2 separate regions of the Homo sapiens genome follow, and region 2 is linked to region 1. Evidence: chromatin loops called from intact Hi-C (ENCODE). Cell type or tissue: ascending aorta. All regions are shown on one strand. Links, peaks and the distances in the headings refer to the core of each region. The heading gives the core; the rest is flanking DNA.

Region 1 (6,888 bases), core at 273-2,772:
TATTGCTCTTTCCATGTCAACTCCTGGGACTGTTTCTCTGTGCTTGTCTCTAAGGCTTGTGTATATGAGAAGCTTACAAGCTTAGGATACAGATACCTCTAACAGGTGACCATATTGTTTACTTAGGTGGGAGCAGAGCCACAAATTTGTACTTGGATAACAGTAGTAAGCAGTTAACTGAGAAAAGGAGGAAATGGTAGAAGACTAGAGGAGAGAAAAATATATTTGAATGAAGAAAAAAATGGGGCTATAGTATGTCAGTTTATGGACCCTGAAAGAGATGCAAAAGGAATGTTTGAGAGCTGTTTTATTGGACAGAATATCCTATATTCTGAAATATAGTCAGGACTCATTCACTTGGTAAACACTTATGGGGTTTTCTTGGCCTGATATAGACTGTGGGCATGAGCCTCCTTCTGGAGGCTGTCACCAGGGAAGGAAGATGTGTAAACAGTGCCCAGTATTAGGAGAGGAACATGTACAAAATACAAAGGAAGATACAACAACTATTTCTAATAAAAGCCACCTGTTTTCAGCACAGGTAGAGAGTGTAGAAATCACAGATATATTCCTTTACTCACTTAATGCACCCGAGCAGAGTGTTTAGCAGATCCAGGCTTTCAGCCTAAATGTTGTTGGTGTGATAGCAAGAAAAAAAAAAAAATCGTGTGACAACCTTCTGTGCTTTCCCCTCTCACGTTCACATTCTGGTTTGTTAAAAAAAAAACTGTGTTGCCATGGCTGACGCTCCTGTGAGGCCCAACATCTCCATACTTTTCATCTTAACTAAGCACTTAAGAATATGCACTACAGCTTCTGATTGCCATTTAGAACAGAGCACCTTGTGATGACTAAGCTCTTTCAAGTATCTATGCTTAACGTGATGGCTTCAATACCCTTTTGCTATATAGACTCATCTGTAGATACTTGGTACAAGTTCCATAGTTTATAGTTGTCATCTATTTTTATTTGTATGTTTATTGTTAATATGGATCTTTTTCTGAAAAACTATTCAAGGATACTAGACACATACTGTATATGAAATGATTCTAAAAATTCTGAGACTTTTCTATTTTATTCTCAGTGGTAATTTTTAGGTAGTTTGTTGAGTGTTACTTTAGCTATTTGGGGAACTGCCCTAGAAAACCAGTGGAATTCTCTAGGTATGGGGGTGGAGTGCAGAGGAGGAGACAGGCTCAGATAACCTGTGTTGTGATACTGCTTTTTTTTGCCTCAAGAGATTTTCTTTACCCTTACTGCTTATGCTGTTGCAGTCCATCCAATAGAAACATGTTCTGGGCTCATGAGCCAATTTGTCTTTCCCCTCGCTGCTGCCTCAAGTCTGGGAGAGCTGATGGCAGTGCACAATTTTAGCAAATGGTCATAGGCAGGGGGGTGGGGCAGGGAGGGGAGTGTTTTCTCCATGGGGACAGAGCCAGTGTCATTGAGCACATTTTGTTCAAGTACAAAGTTGATCTGTCTGAAGGAGACTGTGGTCAGCAGTGGTGAGAACCTTTATTGCCTCACCTTTTCTTCGTGCTCTGTCATTGTTTATGTGAAGCAGTAGCATTTAATGGCTGGACTTGAGGCAGAATTTGTGAGGTCAGAAATTGACAGTATTTGTTTTTCAGTTAGGGAATCTCACAGATTTAGAAAGGAGTGCCAATGAAAAATTGGGAAAAAGAAAGGGTCTTTGTATTTGGCAAAGACAATGCAGAGCAGTGTAATATATACTAATTTCTGCATGTAAATGGCAGCCAAAATTTTACACATCTGCTACAGTTTAGAAAATTATTTAAGCACTAATTATATGCATAATATATGCTGTCCCATCTAGAAGGCTGAGTAGACTTCAATGGAAGAGTTACAGTGGAAATATTGACATAGGTTGTTGGAAACATATTACATAATATTATACTTTGAAATTTATCATGACTGAATAAGTGTTATCACTTTAGAGATACTTTACTTTATTTGTAGGGATATGTGGGATCTAGCAGGTACAAATACAACAAATGCCTCATATAAATACTAAGTAATGATGTTATTATTCTCAAGCTGACTTAACCAAAATGTTTTTCCTCTCTGATTTCCTTTAGTTACTTTTATATTTCTCAATAAAGACTTGCCCCTTAAAACATACCATCCTATATTACTGTCTAACTTTATATCTTTAATTTTATGTGTTTGTATGTATGTTTACATATATATGTATGTATATATACACACACAAAGATATATAACTTTTTCATTATATAATAGTTTTTAAATTATTTTATATCTAAATATAATATATAACTATATATAATTAATTTTTCATTATTTGTGTTATATCCAAATTGAAGAGGCATGTCAGTGAAATATATAGATAATCCAAGAACCTCTTGCTTCACTAGGTTTCTTATTGAAGTAGATAATATGAAGCAATATTTTAACTTCTTTGGTGTTCCATTTCTTAAAAATATTGTTGATACTGTAAGACAGGTTCCTCTGAGGAAAAAAAAATGACAAGTAAATTGAAATTTACAAAAGCATCTAAATTTTTCCCATTACACTTTGGAAATGCTATGTGGATTAGTCTTCTCCAAATTCAGTTGCTTACATTATGAAATATCTTCTCCTTTGCAGAACTCAAAAGGGTTGAAGACTTCCATTTGGTTCTGACCTAGAGTCATCTGTTTCTAGTATTAGCAGTCAATGATTAAACAAAAGCAAAACAACTTACAGATGATCAAGTGGGATACACTTGGTACAAATACATATCCCTACAGTAATGATTAGGAGCACCTAGTTTGTAGTTAAACTGCCTGGGTTCAGTCACTTGTTTTGTCGTACTTAAGTATTCAGAAAAACTGAAATGTTACAAACAACCCTTCCCAGTAATACTGAGAGAGGATTAAGGGAATTAACATTGGTAAAGTTTTGAAAACAGTACCTGGAATATAGGAAGCACTATGTAAGTTTTATTATTCCTGTGTTATAATAAAAATATACCTTTTGGTTTTTAGTCAGTACTTCCTGAAGGGAAGGAGAGATTTAAAGTTGGAGCATTTTTGCTTTGTAAATGTACTAGGAACTAGTCTTAAACTATGTTTAAGCAGTCTGTAAAGAACTGCTTAAATAAGTCTTTCAAGAGATTGTTAGAAGAAAAATTGGATGCATTTGACTTAAGAAGTTTACCTCTGTTTTATCCCCAGGAAAGCTCTAGAAATTTAATAGAGACAGTCATACTGTAAATCCACCTAGTAATGGTACAATGATAAATTGGATAAATATTTATAACACATTTTGTGTTTCTCCACTGAAAGGCATGCTCTACACATAGAGCGCTAACATTTATTATGTAAATGTTAGGGCTTTTAACTATTAGCCAAGATTGAAAAGTGTCTGATTTGGATGTCATAAAACTTCAGAAGTATTTCAGCTACAAACAGTTTAGAAATCTGATTGTTGCTGTACTGAAAAAATAATGAAGCAATTTAAAAATAATAGAAACATAGTGATCTGCCATTTCCAGTTTCATGATGCTATAAAAAAAGCAGCCAACAAATGTTGGAGTGTTCAATGATGCTGGCACCTACCAAATGTCACTGGGCTTTCACAAGGTCATAGAGACTCTGGTTTGGCTCAGGGATGGTGGTCAGATCTGTCTTTGGAGCCTATGAAGACTATGGAATAGTGGCAGACAATAGGTGCAGTTAAGCCCTGCATAGCATTAACCTCAGCAGTGGTGATACACTTTTCTAAGATTCTCTGGGATAGAGGAGGCCATAGGTATGAAAAAAAAGTGAGACTTTCTTTTTACAGCATCCCATCACAAGCAACTCTAAATAGAAGAGCCTTATAGGCCCACTCTGAGGAGATTAAGATTTCTTCAGATGACTATCAGCTAAAATTGTGTGCTGAAATAACTGCTACTGCAACAGTTGTATGTGTATCTGATTTCTCACAGGCAAAAGCTGCTGGAGAAAAAAGTGGTATTTTTTGTCACAAGAATGTGTGTGTGATTTGTTGCCTTTTTCCCTTTCTCAGCCCTCTCAGTGGCAGCTACTTTGACTCTCATGCATTACATAATGTTCTGTAGAAGTGTAGAGTTTCAGTTATGCCATTTTCAAGATGATTAATGGGAATTGTGCAATTAAAGCTCTTAGGTTCTCTGGGGAAAAAAAAGTCATAGTATCCCAGTGTTTGAGTGGGGGTGTGTTGATATTGCGTCAATAGTGAGGATATTTTGGGATATCGTAAATGTCGCTATTGGTTTCAGTATCTGAGAATCTTCACCATTAAACTTAGGAGTGTTCTACAAAATAGTGCCTAGAACAGCTATTGAATACTCAAGAGGGCTGTTTAAGTAGCTAGAAAAGTCTAACCTAAAATCCCATTTGTGATTAGATTATGCACTGATGAAAAAATGTTTAATGCCGTTAAAAAGAATCTATTACATTATATTCTTTCAGGCCATGGTAAAGTTACAAATTTGAACTCAATAGGCTGTGTGTGTATTTGTATGTGTGTATTTTTCTTTCTTTTATTGGCAGTCTCAATAATTGTTAAGCCACTGTGTGTGTGTGTGTGTGTGTGTGTTTGTGTGAACTTTTCACAGGACCAGGAAAGGGGAAAAATCTACATTTGTTTTATATTGTGTTTCATTTGAAAACATGTTTTATATCTGTGGTAAAGTAATTGAAAGAAACTGGGATTATATCAGTGGAAATATGTTCTTTTTTTTTTTTTTTTTTTTTTTTTTAGTTTGTTTCACTGGTACGAAAAAAATCTCCCAGCTCTTGTGGTTGAATTGAGCTCCATGCATTTGCTGTTACGCTGATTGGGTGAATAAATAGCAATTTACATCTAGAAAGTTAAGCTTTAAATATTGATTAGGATTGCTATATCTACCTTAATTTAGAAGACTAGAGATTGCTTGCCTAGCAAAATAAGAGAATTGCCTCATTTTTTCACCTTCTGTGGGGATGCTAGGCATTTGTTGCTGGTGTTACCTGAAAGACCAATGAAGAAATCAAAACAGTAGAAGTTGTGTTTGATTTAAAGAATAGTTTCTTGCCTTTAAAGATGGTAAAACTATGAAATAAGTACAAGGGTGCTATGATACTAAACACAGACAATTATGTAATAAAAAAATCCTATTTACTTATTTAGGTTAAAGAGTCATGAATATTTGAGAATTTAAACATTAATAGAAAAATTAGTGTTACTACAATAGCAAAGACATGGAATTAACCCAAATGCCCATCAATGATAGACTGGATAGAGAAAATGTGATATCCCTACACCATGGAATACTATGCAGCCATAAAAAGAAACATAGTTACATCCTTTGCAGGGACATGAATGGAGCTGGAAGGCATTTTCCTCAGCAAACTAATGTAGAAACAGAAAAACAAACACCACATGTTCCCACTTATAAGTGGGAGCTGAACAATGAGAACACCTGGACACGAGGGGAACAACATACACTGGAGTTTGTTGGGGAGGGCGAGGCAAGAGATTGAGGGGGATTGGGATAGCAGTAGGAAAAATAGTGCATGCTGGGGTTAATACCTAGGTGATGGATTGATAGGTGCGGCAAACCATTCACTGTGGCACATGTTTTCCTATGTAACAAACCTTCACATCCTGCACAGGTACCCCAGAACTTAAAACAAAAAACAATAGTGTTAATATGAAAATATATTTCCTCCATAGTTTAACATATGATTTAAACATAGTAGATACATAATATTTACTTATTAACAGGATATATACTATGTATATTTACTCTGTGGTATAGTATACTACTTGTAAAACAAATAACAGCATCAAAACAGTGAAATCTCCCTAGAGACTTTTCAAAGAAAAAAATGAATGTAATGTATCTGTTATAACTACTCTAAAAATTTTAGGCTTTATTTTATAGTGCTATAAAAGCTCTTAAGAGTTTATTCAAATAAAACATGAAATATAAATTATGTCATATATCCTAAGTTTTGAATTTGTAACACAAGCAAAATCTGTTTGTAATACATATGCTGCTGTTAGAAATAGGTGCATAATTGGGGTGAGTATATAAGTGTGTATTTATGCATAATTATACACTGTTATATTTGGTATTATGATAACTATTGTTATAACTGGTTATGATAAAATCTGGTATACTAGATACTGGTATAACTGGTATTTTGTTATGATATCCCAGGCAGATGAATACAGCCCCCCACTAAATTCCATGAGGTGTAAAGTGGCGGTTGGCTCTCAACAAAGGGTGATGCTGTCCTCCCTCCTCCCCGCCAAGACATGTCTCAATATCTGGAGACATTTTGGTTTATCAGAACTGAGGGTAGGGGTAATATAGGCATTTAGTGGTTGTAAGTTAAGGATGCTGCTAAACATAGTACAATGCACAGGACAACTCCCACAACAAAAATATATCTAGCCCAAAATGTCAGTAGTGCTGAGGTTGAGAAATTGTGAACATCTTTTTAGGATGTATGTGCTCTTGTAAGCTAACCCAAGTCCTTTACGGAAACAAGTGAGTTATCAGGAAATATACATTTAAGAGCAACAATATACTTCGTGTTAGATGCAGTTATTTTCAGTACTTGCAAAAGCCAGTAAACTGTGATTCTTAGAGTGAATCAAACTCATATCTACCAAATGAAAACATAACCCTGAAGTATATATGTGTGCATGCATATTTATATTTGTATGTATGTGAAGTATAATTTTCTCTTAAAATCATTCACCTTATAAGCTGCCATAAATTTTCTAACACTAGATACTTGTAATTTTTAAATAAATATTTTATATACGTGTATGTGTTTGTGTGTGTGTGTTTATTCACCCAGGCATTAGAATTGATAACTAAAAAGCATGGCAGAGCCATAAAAAACA
Region 2 (2,961 bases), core at 462-2,961, 100 kb before region 1:
AGCTTTTGTGGGCACCATAATACTAAAATATTTACTTTAGTGTTTCTTGACATTCAAAAATGTCATTGGATTTGTAATTCAGGTATCATATTTGAAAATGAGTCTTTTAAAAGATAACATAAATATCTTTATTTTGACACACAAGGTCAAGACTAGAAATGTGTTCCTGGGTACTTTCAGCCTACTTGGTTTAATCAAATTGCTTTTGAATATGAATGTCCTAATTTAATTCTTTGGACCTTTGAGGGGAGGACACTATCACTTCTACATATGTAGAGAAGTAAAAGTCTCATAGATCCATCTTGTCTTTAAAAATATATGGTGCTATAATAATCTTTTCTTTAATAACATCAGGGTGAGTTATGAGTTAATTGTTTCAGTTCATTGTTTCCTGGTCCATTTTAGGCTGTTCATTTTGCTAAAGTTTTTGCCAAAGATTTCGAGAATATGATCTTTAGAGTTGAACAGAAAGGAGGTATTAACAACAAAAATATTTTAAAATGTTAGATTCTTCTTAATGTCATAGTCCTAAAGATCAATAAGCAAAAGTTATAAACTCCCATTGAGACTTTCTTCACCCTTTCCTTTGAGAGGCATCAGTGAAGGGCACAGTGGTTGTACCTCCGTGAATGTGTATTCCTAAATTCATGCTGGCTGAATTCAGGTGTAATTAGAGACTGAGACCCATAAAATGAGGGGCAAGGAGCTAATTACTCTTGTCGGTAACCAGCTGTGGCCATAAGTAACCCTGTTTTGACCCAATTAATAGTAAATCCAATTTTTAATCCTACAGACAGTTGATGGTGCACTCGTAGCTGCAAAATGAAGGACATTAAATTTGGCTGTGACATTGAGTGGTTACACAGAAGACCTGCTTCTACAACATTTGGAAACATTGTGAAACATTACTATTCAGTTGCTATTTTTCCATCTCAAAATATTTTTTTTTAGTTGCTGCTCACTTATGGCCACAGAACAGTCCCTTTTTGAGTAAAGCAGCAAGGTTGCTTAATGACATGCTATGTGGTTAACAAGATTCAACTGCCACATCAAGGACTTTAAATAATTTCAAGATTTTAAATGTATTTATGAAATGAACTCATTACAGCAGCTAATCAATGCAAACTTTGTCCTTTTTCTTTGTCTTTCTAAGAGAAACTGAATTTAATTTAAATTTAAATTACAGTGTCTAAAACTTGGTAAAATATTTTAAATTTGAATAAGAGGAAAAAAAAAACATGAATTTATTTATGATGGAGCTTCATACCCAGGACAGTAGCTTCTTAAATGTTAGTAAAATAATTATGTTAAGCATTAAAACAATTTTGAATATGTAATTAAGCATTTATGTTAAAAAACATGTTTCTTACGTGTGTGTGTATATATTTATAACTGACACATGTGATTCTTTGTACAGTATTTAGAATCCTTCCCTTCAGATAGCAGTCCTCTTGTATTCAGTCTTGTGGCTAAAATAGATCAAAAACATATTTTAAAACTGTTAAAGTAACTGTATGACTCATGCTTGAAGTTCTGAAATTTGGGAGCGTTATGAGGTTTCCATGCCATTAACCGCTAGATCATTTGCATTCTCTCACAGAGTAAACGGAAAAAAATTTAGAAAACTTGTAATAATCCTGACTTCTTTAATAAAATGTGTCCTGTGTATTGCTTAAATCCATAGTCCAGCCTTTTCTGAGTTCTTGAGCCATGAGATGGAGGTGGCCTGTGTAATCTACTATTTTTAGAAAGTTAGGAAAGCAAACCAAATACTCTCTGAGAGGACCCTATGAAATGGCTGTACCCTTCAGCTGTGCTGCTTCAGACTTTGGCCAGGCTCCCAGGTGACTTACGTTAATAGCAGACTTCTAGTTAGAAGAGGAGAATTTATTTCATTAAAAAAAAAAAAAATAAGTCAAACAGTTCAAGAAAGTATTCATTTATGTAAAAGAAGTCAATTGGTATGTTACTAAAGATAATAGGAAGAAAATTAGCTCACTATTTTAGTTGCATACTGATGATTTTAAGGTTTAAATAATTAGATTTAAATATACCGTATGTAAATGTAGAAGTCTGTATCGTAATAAATCTGTTGCTAAGTAAAATGGGAATACATGACAACGAGGAATGTAGGTATTAAGAATGTCAGAATTAGAACGAGAACAGTAAAAGAGCAAAAGCTGTAATAATGTGTGCTAGTATATAAACAATACTCTAAATACTTAGTTTCTCTAATTTTCCTTTTACAATTGCAGTTTTAATTTATAATAGTCTAAGAGCGTATTCAAGCTGAGACTTAAATTGCTTACGTGCTATAGATTTAGGTGTATTAGCTATTTCAGAAATCCAGAACATTTGCAAAGGTGCATTATTTTATGCCAAAGAGGATTATGTTCCCCTATGGCTTGTGAAAGAGATAGGAAAAAAGAAAAGAAAAATATTAACACTGCAAGCCACCATTAGAAAATTATATTTCAAAAATGATGTTTCAAATCAATGACAAATTGCCTATTCAGTCATGAGCTCTCAACTAAAATTTGGGGAGTCAATGTAAAGAAAGCCTACAGAATGTATTTTAATATTTGCCAAGTTATTTATACCCTCAAAAAAAAAGCTTTTACGATATGATCAACAGAAATAGACTTATTGTTTACTGAATTCTATTTCAAATACCCATTCATTTTTCAGGTACTAGGGATGGGAGAAAGAGAATATAACCTTTATATTTACTATCTATTTTCCAAAAATCTAGCAAAATTCTTTTACCTTTGAAAACTTTAGTCACTTGTTCCTTTATCAAATTGAGCCATTTTATTTAAGATAATTAAAATTTCTTTTTGCTATATACAGTGATATCTATCTATAAATAGCACCCCGATCAGATTTATCATAGACACATTTGAGATCAGATTCCACTGCAAAGTGGCATACAATCAAGGGTGCTGAGAACAGTTTTAAAGA

What was found. Peaks named below come from ENCODE experiments on the same cell type or tissue, not always from the same donor. Only the 100,000 strongest peaks of a DNase experiment are listed, where the experiment ranks them.
Region 2: a loop joins it to region 1, with 1.9 times the contacts of the local background. A loop is called at or near these places in 6 of 110 quality-filtered maps.

What each region holds. Positions count from the first base shown.
Region 1 is chr3:152,402,489-152,409,376 of GRCh38, forward strand. All of the region lies in intron 2 of MBNL1 (muscleblind like splicing regulator 1), which reads left to right. Among named protein-coding and RNA genes, the nearest start is that of MBNL1-AS1, 140 kb to the left of the region's middle. In ascending aorta, for the core only: no CTCF peak of the experiment used is centred there; a DNase peak (open chromatin) is centred at 1,383; H3K4me3 peaks cover 989 bases; H3K27ac peaks cover 2,500 bases.
Region 2 is chr3:152,301,126-152,304,086 of GRCh38, forward strand. The region is part of intron 2 of MBNL1 (muscleblind like splicing regulator 1); the gene reads left to right. Among named protein-coding and RNA genes, the nearest start is that of MBNL1-AS1, 33 kb to the left of the region's middle. RefSeq lists an enhancer at 1,409-1,508. In ascending aorta, for the core only: no CTCF peak of the experiment used is centred there; a DNase peak (open chromatin) is centred at 1,816; H3K4me3 peaks cover 2,500 bases; H3K27ac peaks cover 2,500 bases.